2 separate regions of the Homo sapiens genome follow, and region 2 is linked to region 1. A link is an interaction called in ENCODE POLR2A ChIA-PET data of the cell type or tissue named here. Cell type or tissue: CD4-positive, alpha-beta T cell. All regions are shown on one strand. Each heading gives the region's core, and the rest is flanking DNA. Links, peaks and the distances in the headings are about the cores only.

Evidence for each region. ChIA-PET counts read pairs that join two places held together with the same protein. Peaks named below come from ENCODE experiments on the same cell type or tissue, not always from the same donor. Only the 100,000 strongest peaks of a DNase experiment are listed, where the experiment ranks them.
Region 2: POLR2A ChIA-PET joins it to region 1 with 6 read pairs; 2 of 35 experiments call an interaction of 5 or more read pairs at or near these places.

What each region holds. Positions count from the first base shown.
Region 1 is chr2:61,844,161-61,849,099 of GRCh38, forward strand. The region is part of intron 1 of FAM161A (FAM161 centrosomal protein A); the gene reads right to left. Among named protein-coding and RNA genes, the nearest start is that of FAM161A, 7.4 kb to the right of the region's middle. In CD4-positive, alpha-beta T cell, for the core only: no CTCF peak of the experiment used is centred there; no DNase peak of the experiment used is centred there.
Region 2 is chr2:62,312,450-62,317,053 of GRCh38, forward strand. No RefSeq gene overlaps it. Among named protein-coding and RNA genes, the nearest start is that of MIR5192, 110 kb to the left of the region's middle. RefSeq lists enhancers at 1,255-1,304, 1,365-1,464. In CD4-positive, alpha-beta T cell, for the core only: no CTCF peak of the experiment used is centred there; no DNase peak of the experiment used is centred there; H3K4me3 peaks cover 804 bases; H3K27ac peaks cover 905 bases.

The sequences.
Region 1 (4,939 bases), core at 567-4,566:
TCAATAGAACTTACGTGCAGAAATTTGCTACCAACAACTCTATGAATCAGAGAACTGCTTTAACTATGTCAAACAATTCAATTAAGAGAATTCTCTGATATCTTCTGCTGTTTCTTTATGTGCTTCTCACCATAAACTTCTTATCTGCAGGATGACTACTTTGTGAATTTCCTCATTCATTAAATATTTGGGGGCCATCCTGCAATCAGCTAGCTGCTAAAATGTACGTCAGATTTTTTTTAAACTCTACCTTTGAGGCCAGGCACAGTGGCTCACACCTATAATCCCAGCACTTTGGGAGGCCGAGGCAGCCAGATCACTTGAGGTCAGGAGTTTGAGACCAGCCTGGCCAACATGGTGAAACCCCCTCTCTACTAAAAATACAAAAATTAGCCAGGCATGGTGGCAGGTACCTGTAGTCCCAGCTACTCGGGAGGCTGAAGCGGAAGAGTCACCTGAACCCAGGAGGTGGAGGTTGCAGTCAGCCAAGATCGTACCACAGCACTCCAGCTTGGGTGACAAAGCAAGACTCTGTCTCACTTAAAACAAACAAACAAACAAAAACTCTACCTTTGAGAAGTTTCCAGCTAGCTTAGGAAAGGACATGTATATAAATAATAGACAGCTGACTTAGAATGAGACAGAACACCTGATTCCTGCCCACAAGCTACTTCCAGCTAAGCGGAGAGACAGATGTATGTCACAATGTCAGACACTAAGAGACAGAGGCACAATTCACAGAGGTGAGCCAGACTGGAGACACATGGTTGGACGAGGACAAAGTTTGCCAGATCAGGGAGGCAGTGAAAAAGGAATAAATAAATCCGAGGCATAGTGCTAGAACATCCATCGCCAGGAAACATGTGGATAAATGTCTGGAGACCTGGTGAGAAGGCTGGGCTGGAGAGCAGATACAGGAGCCACCAATCCACACAGAAGTAGCAGGTGCAGCCTTGGTTATGGACGAGGCTGCCTGGAGGGAGTGTGAGCAACAAGACATGAGAGGACCTGAGAATGGAGATGTTGGAGAACACCAACATTTAAATAAGCAGCGGAAGGAGGACTAATAGGAGGTAGAGAGTGGCATGAGAGATACAAAGACCAACTGATACGGGTCTTTGGAGCCTCTGATTGAGTATTCTGACACCACATCTGTAATTTTTCTCCTAAACCATGAGAACACTCCAAACTAAAAGTTATTTAACTCTCACCCAATGCTTTCACCTTTATAGGGTCAAAAGGGGGCTGAAACCAGGTGACCAGTGACCAGGAGCCAGTGGTAGACAGGAAATGGAGGGAGCTTTTGTTTCGTTTGAGTTTGGAAGATAGGGGAAGACTTCCTGGAGGAGGTAATATTTGAGATGAGTCATAAAGAATGGAGGCCAGGTGTGGTAGCTCATGCCTGTAATCCCAGCACTTTGGGAGGCTGCAGTGGGAGGACTGCTTGAGGCCAGGAGTTCCAGACCAGCCTGGGCAACACGGCGAGACACCATCTCTACAAATTTTTTTTAAAAAATTAGCTGGATGTGGTGGCTGAGGTGGGAGGATCACTTGAGCCCAGGAGGTTGAGGCTGCAGTGAGCCGTGAGCGCGCCACTGCACTTGAGCCTGGGCGACAGAGTGAGACCTTGTATCAAGAAAAAAGAAGGCTGGGCGCGGTAGCTCACGCCTGTAATCCCAGCACTTTGGGAGGCTGAGGTGGGTGGATCACCTGAGCTCAGTAGTTCAAGACCAGCCTGGCCAACATGGTGAAACCCCTTCTCTACTAAAAATACAAAAATTAGCCAGGCATGGTGGCGTGTACCTGTAGTCCCAGCTACTCAGGGGACAGAGGCAGGAGAATCGCTTGAACCTGGGAGGCAGAGATTGCAGTAAGCTGAGATCGAGCCATTGCACTATAGCTTCGGCGATCAAGCAAGACTCTGTCTCAAAAAAAAAAAAAAAAAAAAAAAAGAATGGAGAAATCTATAGGATCACAGAGTGTTTATGGGAAAGAAGGGGAAAGTACCCTAGGCAAAGGAAATGGCGTTAGCAAATGCGCAGGCTGGGGTTGGGGAGGCTGTGCATAGCAGAGGGCAAGGTGCACATGGCTGCCGGATAAAAGGAGAGGAAAACCCATAAAGCAGTTTTGGGAAGTAAACCTAGAAAGGGAGGTTAGGGCAAGCAAGAAGGGGTTTCCATCTCCTGCCTACCACTGGCTCCTGATTACTGGTCACGTGGTTTCAGCCCCCTTATGACCCTTCAAAGATGAAAGGGTTGGGTGGGAGTTAAATAACTTTTAGTTTGGAGTGTTCTCACAGCTTAGGAGAAAGATTTCAGATGTGACGTCAGGATACTCATACAAGCCTGGGCTCCGCACTTAGCAATGTGATGTGGGCATGAACTTCTTGAACATCAGCTTTAAGATATGTAAAGTAGGTGTGCCAGGTGTTAAACTAGTGTCTCTCAGCTCCAATGCCACCCTTCTCGACTCTGCTTTGCAATGCCAGAGCTGGAACTCTGCAAACCACACTTCTGCTTTGCCAGTGCTCCTCATCAGACTCTGCTAAAAGTGGAGTTAGAGGGAGATACAAGGCTAGAGGAGAAAGATGGGACTTACTCCTTTCTGTTAGCCCTCTGACTGCTTCCTGTCGGCTTGTGTCAGTCTAGCAACGGTTATTCATCTGGGCAGCAGCAGTTCGTTTTAGTAGCAGTGTCTGAATCCAGTATGCAGTTTTCACTCGAAAAATCAACAGAATTGGCCAGGCACAGTGGTTCATGCCTGTAATCCCAGCACTTTGGGTCACTTGAGGTCAGGAATCCGAGACCAATCTGGCCAACATGGTGAAACCCCATCTCTACTAAAAACAAAACTTAGTCGGGTGTGGTGGTGCATGCCTATAATCCCAGCTACTCGGGAGGCTGAGGCAGGAGAATCGCTTGAATCCAGGAGGCAGAGGTTGCAGTGAACCAAGATCGCACCACTGCACTCTAGCCTGGGTGACAGAGTGAGGCTCCATCTCAAAAAAAAAGAAACAAAAATCCACAGAATTACTTCAAGGCCTTTGCACTTGCTGTTCCCTCTCCCTAGGATGCCTTTTCCTCCAGATATCCACATGACCCACTTGCTCACTCCTTCAGGTCTTTATGTAAATGTTGTCTTCTCAATAAGGTCTTCCCTGACTCTCCTATTTAAAATTACAACTTCTCCCAGGACTCACTGTCAGCCCCCTTGTCTGTCTTATTTTTCCCAGAAGTACTCATCACCATTGACGTCCTACATATCTGTACTTGATTGTGTATTATATGCCTGCCCCTACCAAAAAGTAAACATTACAAAGGTAAGAATTTGCCAGGCCTGATGGCTCAGGCCTGTAATCCCAGCACTTTGGGAGGCTGGGGCAGGTGGATTGCTTGAGCCCAGGAGTTTCAGACCAGCCTGGGTAACACGTCAAGGCCTCATCTCTACAAAAAATACAAAAAATTAGCTTGGTGAGGTAGTATGCACCTATAGTCCCAGCTAGTTGGGGGACTGAGGCGGAAGGATCACCTGAGCCCAGGAGGTTGGGGCTGCAGTGAGCTATGATGGAGGCACTGCACTCCAGCCTGGGTAACAGTGTGACCCTGTCTCAAAAAAACAAAACAAAACAAAAAGAAAGGCAAGGATTTGTCTGCTTTGTTTAATGTTGTGTCCCCAGTGTCTAGAAAAGTACCTGGCTAATGGCAGATGTTCAAGGAATATTTACTGAATGAATGAATGAATGTACAGAAAAAAAAAATTCCACCTTGGGAAGAGGGCAGTTACTCCCTCCCAAAAGAATGAACCATGCAAAGAAATGCTGGCTGCTCTAAAGAGCTATATTCCACCAAGTATTAAGAAAAAGGCCTATGTTCCAAAAACTATAATTAAAACAGGGAGGGTATTTCAAAGAACTGTTTTTAAGCAAAAGAATCTATGCGCTCTCATTCATTCTTTTAGAATATCTCTTAAAAATCATGTCTTATAGCAGTCATTTACACAAGAAGGATCAAATTTATTTGGACCTGGAAGAACCGTTTGAAAACCATATAGAAGAATGAGTAGCTTCTGAAAGATGCGGCAGGTCTGATAAATTATACTTATGTACTGATTTTGCACTGGATCCATTCTGTTTTCAGCTTAATACTGTTAACGCTAGCTGAAACTTTTCAGATAAACTGATCTCACAGTGTTTAACCTAAAACAGATGAATGGCTAGTAAATGACCTCCAATTCTAATTTAATCTTTAATTGTCTCCACTGAGAAAATATTTAGTATACAAAATAACCTAGGCCATAGACATTATTTTTCCAAGAGCCTAAAATAGCATCCTCTCCCTTTAATCGGCTTTTTGTGGAATGTTGTAAATGCAGCCACCAGATTAGAGGATAATCTTCCCTAGATTGGCTTGACCCATTTAGATAATGAATCCTTCCAGTACCTGTTGCTTTATTAGTAATCAGCACCTATGAAGAATTATTTGTGCTGCAGCCTATATAGTTTCATCTGCAACCTGTAATTTTTGAAAAAATTTTTTTCGCTGAATTTGTAAAGAATGAGAGAGATCTACATGTACTAACATGGGTAAACTCCCAATAAATAAGAAAAAAAAGCAAGTTGCAGAACTATCTCCCTCTCTCTGTCTATATATATATTTATATATATATATCTATATATATTTATATATATATTTATATATATATTTATATATATATTTATATATATATTTATATATATTTATATATATATTTATATATTTATATATATTTATATATATATATTTATATATATTTATATATATATTTATATATATATATATTTATATATTTATATATATTTATATATATATTTATATATTTATATATATTTATATATATATTTATATATTTATATATATTTATATATATATAAATATATATATTTATATATATATTTAAATAT
Region 2 (4,604 bases), core at 79-4,078, 470 kb after region 1:
CAAACAAAATCAAACCAGAAACATCCCAAATGTCCACTGACAGGTAAATGAATAAGCAAATTGAAATATTCACACTGTAGAATATTACACAATTAAAGCAATGAACTATAACTACATGCTACACTGTTCTTACAATATAATTATATATAGACTACCTATAACATAATACCTTTCTATCAAGTGTTCTTCATTTATTTATTTTTTGAGACAGGGTCTAACTCTGTCACCCAGGCTGGAGTGAAGTGGTACAACCTCGGCTCACTGCAACCTCCACTTCCCAGGCTCAAGTGATCCTCCCGCCTCAGCCTTCTGAGCAGCTGGGACAGCAGGCACATGCCACCATGCCCAGCTAATTTTTGTATTTTTTTGTAAAGATGGGTTCTTGCCATGTTGCCCAGGCTAGTCTCTAACTCCTGGGCTCAAGCGATCCTCCCACCTTGGCCCCCAAAAGTGCTGGGATTATAGGTGTGAGCCTCTGTGGCTGGCCCTCTAACAAGTTTAAAAACAACTAAAACTAAACATTTATTAAGCATTACGTTAATCAAATATAATTTAACATTAATTAAACATTAATTAAGGATAACACTAATTTAACTATTTTTTAAAGGAAGAAAATTATTAGGACAAAATGGAAGTAAAGGGGTAAAGGGAAGCACACAGGTAAATGTAAGTTATTGTTGATATTTTAGGCCAGGTGCAGTGGCTCATGCCTGTAATCCCAGCATTTGGGAGGCCAAGGCTGGTAGATCACTTGAGCCCAGGAGTTTGAGACCAGCCTGGGCAACACAGGGAGACCTCGTCTCTACAAAAATAATAAAAATTTAAAAAATTAGTTGAGCTTGGTGCACCTGTTACAGGTGCACCTATAGTCCCAGCTATAGCTACTTGAGGTGGGAGGATCACCTGAACCTGAAGAGGTCAAGGTTGCAGTGAGCCGTGATTGTGCCACTCCCCTTGGTACCAGTGAAACCCTGTCTCAAAAAAAAAAAAATTAGATCTTGGGTTGACAGATGTGTTCACAGGTGTTCAGATACATATAATTTTGAAATAAATTAATAAAATAAAAGAAAGCCATGCTAGGAAAAAAGGAAATATCAATGGTCAAGTTGCTAGGCTGTATGCCATGAAGAGCAGTTAGTCAAAGAGAATCACCTTTTCAGATGTGCCCTATCGCCCACCAGCCAGTAGTGGACAGCTCCCTGTCATGGGATAACCTGGCTGTGCTTCTCCTGGAACTTGGGCCTTACCATCTGGGAGTCCCCATTTAGTTGAGAAGCTGCAGAGGGAGTTTATTTCTGTGGCCTTGTAATGGGGCACACCTTCTGTTTGGGGGGGAAGTTCCCTCCTGTTCCAGGGAGATCATGAAGCAGCAGCTGCGTTGGCAAGGGCAGAGAAGATGTCCTAGTGATGGCTATTAAGGGGTCCCTCCCTTGCAGAAAAGGATTAGTGTCCAGCTAGCAGAGAAACACTTGCCAGGTACTTAATAGGTTCTATTTGATGGTAGTAGAAGCTCTCCCCAACACACATGCCCACTCAGCCAGGGAGAAGGTAGCAGGAAGGAAGGAGGCCCCCTGAGTATTGTGACCACAGAGATAGCCTGCCCCTGCAACCACACCCACACACTGAGGTTTCACCAGGGTGTAGGGGAGTGGTGGTTAAAAGACAAGAGAAGAGTCAGATACTATTATCTCCAAGTTTTGCTCCAAAATATGAGCTCTGAAAGTGAACGTGAGGACCCATTTCCATCTGTCCCCTACCCCATTCTACTCCCAGGTATAAGTTGCTTACCAAGATGAATAATGAGGGTTCTTTACAGCTTGTAAAATACTTTTTTAAAACATCATCACATTTGGTCCTCCTTAAAAAAAACCCAGTGGGGGTGGTTATCGTGCTTACCTTTATTTTTTAGATGAAAAAAAAAACTGAGGCTTGGAGAGGATCAGCGACTTGTCTAAGGTGATAGACTTGGAGGCAGAGATGAGAGGAAGGCTTCTGACTCCCTCTTATGCCATGTTCCCAGAGGGAGTGCCCAAAAACATGCTGTCTCAGCAGGAAGCAGCCACTACCCAAAAGCAGAATGGGAGGAAAGGAACAGGGGCCACATTTGGTCCTTACTAGCCAGTGCAGAAATGATGGTACTGGAAGGAGATATTTAGAGAGTGGCCCTTCTGTCACCTGATCCAAAGGCCAGGAATTGAAGGAGCTATGTCCTAGAGCAGCAGAGTTCTGTTAATTTGTTGTCTGTGCCTTCTGTATAATATCACTTTGTGCCCCTGGATATGCTGTTTTCTCCAGTGAGTCTAGGGAAGGAACTCTGAGGGATCATTTCACTGTCACTAAAAAACAAAACAAAACAAAACAAAAAAAAGTTTAAAAGGGATGCTTCAAAGTTTGATGCTCTAGTTGTTTTTAATCAAGCAGGGATTGCTCATTGTAAAAGTAATTTGGGATAATATAATCAAATAAAAAGTAGAAAAAAGAGTCACACCACCCAGGGATAATCACTTGTCCATCACCAACTTATCCCTGGCAGGGAATCTGCAGACAACATAGCACTGTTACCTCCCTTTGAGGCCTCAAATAATTTCTAACAGAAAGAGGCTGTTTTTGCTTAGGATGCAGATGAATAAAGAACAGAACTCCTCAGGCCGGGTGCAGTGGCTCACGCCTGTAATCCCAGCACTTTGGGAGGCCGAGGCAGGTGGATCACAAGGTCAGGAGATCGAGACCATCCCGGCTAACACGGTGAAACCCCGTCTCTACTAAAAATATAAAAAATTAGCTGGGCATGGTGGCGGGCGCCTGTAGTCCAAGCTACTTGGGAGGCTGAGGCAGGAGAATGGCATGAACCCGGGAGGCGGAGCTTGCAGTGAGCTGAGATCGTGCCACTGCACTCCAGCCTGGGTGACAGAGCAAGACTCCACCTCAAAAAAAAAAAAAAAAAAAAAAAAAGAACAGAACTCCCATCCAAACGGTGAGAAAAAGACGTATAATCTACAAATCATACCTTTTCTTGAACTCGTCAGAGAGCTGAGGTCGCAAGGCAATGAAATGAACTGAATTCCAAAGAGTAACTATCCCCCGTGAGAAGAAATAGGGAACAGGGGCTATTTTACCTTTGCCCAGGACTGGCTACATCATTTACAGATTTATAGGACCCAGTGAAAAATATGGGGAACTTCTGAGCACAGGGCACTGTGTGACTGCACAGCTTGGATACCATGAGGGGGGTCCTGTCTTTGGCAGAGAACAGAAGGAAGTGGCCACCACCGGTGTTGGTAAAAAGGAAGGAACTCAAATGTCTTGGATTCCCGAAGACTAAGTATGGATTAGCATTCAGTTTATTTATTAATTTATTTTTGAGACAGAGTCTTGCTCTGTCACCCAGGCTGGAATGCAGTGGTGCAATCTTGGCTCACTGCAACCTCCTCCTCCCAGGTTCTAGTCATTCTCATGCCTCAGCCTCCCAAGTAGCTGGGATTACAGGCCTGCACCACCATGCCTGGCTAATTTTTGTATTTTTAGTAGAAACAGGGTTTCACCATGTTGGCCAGGCTGGTCTCAAGACTCCTGACCTCAAGTGATCTGCCTGCCTCAGCCTCCCAAGGTGCTGGGATTACAGGCGTGAGACACTGCACCCGGCGCGTATCAGTTTAGAATGACTGGGAGCCCCAGAGAGAAGGGGAGTTTGTCACTACAAGCCCTTTTCCATGGGCCTCCACTAGGTGCTCATGAGAAAAAATGGGGATAGGGCAAGAGCCCCATGCTTGATGGTGCAGGCATTCAAGATGATGCAGGCAACCCTACGCCAGGGTGTAGCCAAGAAGTGGGTGGGGACTCACTTCCAAAGACTCCTCTTTCATCAAGTAAAAGCATCAAGCAGCTAGAAGAATGGCAGCAAACAGTTTCCACCCCAGAGCCACAGGTGTAGAAGCAGAGTCTGGCTGCCTTTGGGAAACAGTAGGAAACTCTCATTCTACACTGGCAAGGGCAAAGATCCACTGCTTCTGGGATAAGAGTCAAAGCAAAAGCTGACTTCTCCTGGGAAAACAGGGGTAGGAAAACCTTCTGGGCCTAGGATTCTGCACCAATATACAGTGGAGACGTGTGAGTCTGGAGGAGGGACTCTTGCTATGTTGCTCAGGCTGGTCTTGAACTCCTGGCCTCAAGCAATCCTCACACCTCAGCCTCCCAAAGTGCTGGAATTATAGGCATAAACCACTATGACTGGCCGGAGGGGCTCTTTTACACCCAAGACCCAGCACAGATTCCAGGACAGAGTTTGGTTGCCATGGGGATGGGAAAGGAGCAGAAACTCTGAGAAGGCCTCAACCACAGGGCTCAGGCTCACAGCCTCTGCCTAAGACTGAGGCTGGACCAGGAGAAGCAAGAATGCCCTTAGACCCTACCATGAGCCTAACATCAAGTAACAAAATAACAGCAATCTATATTAATCAAAACTTAACTGGGCGTGGTGGTGCGCACCTGTAATCCCAGCTACTGGGGAGGCTGAGGCACGAGAATCACTTGAACCCGGGAGGCAGAGGTTGCAGTGAGCCGAGATCATGCCACTGCACTCCAGCCTGGGCGACAGAGTGAAATTC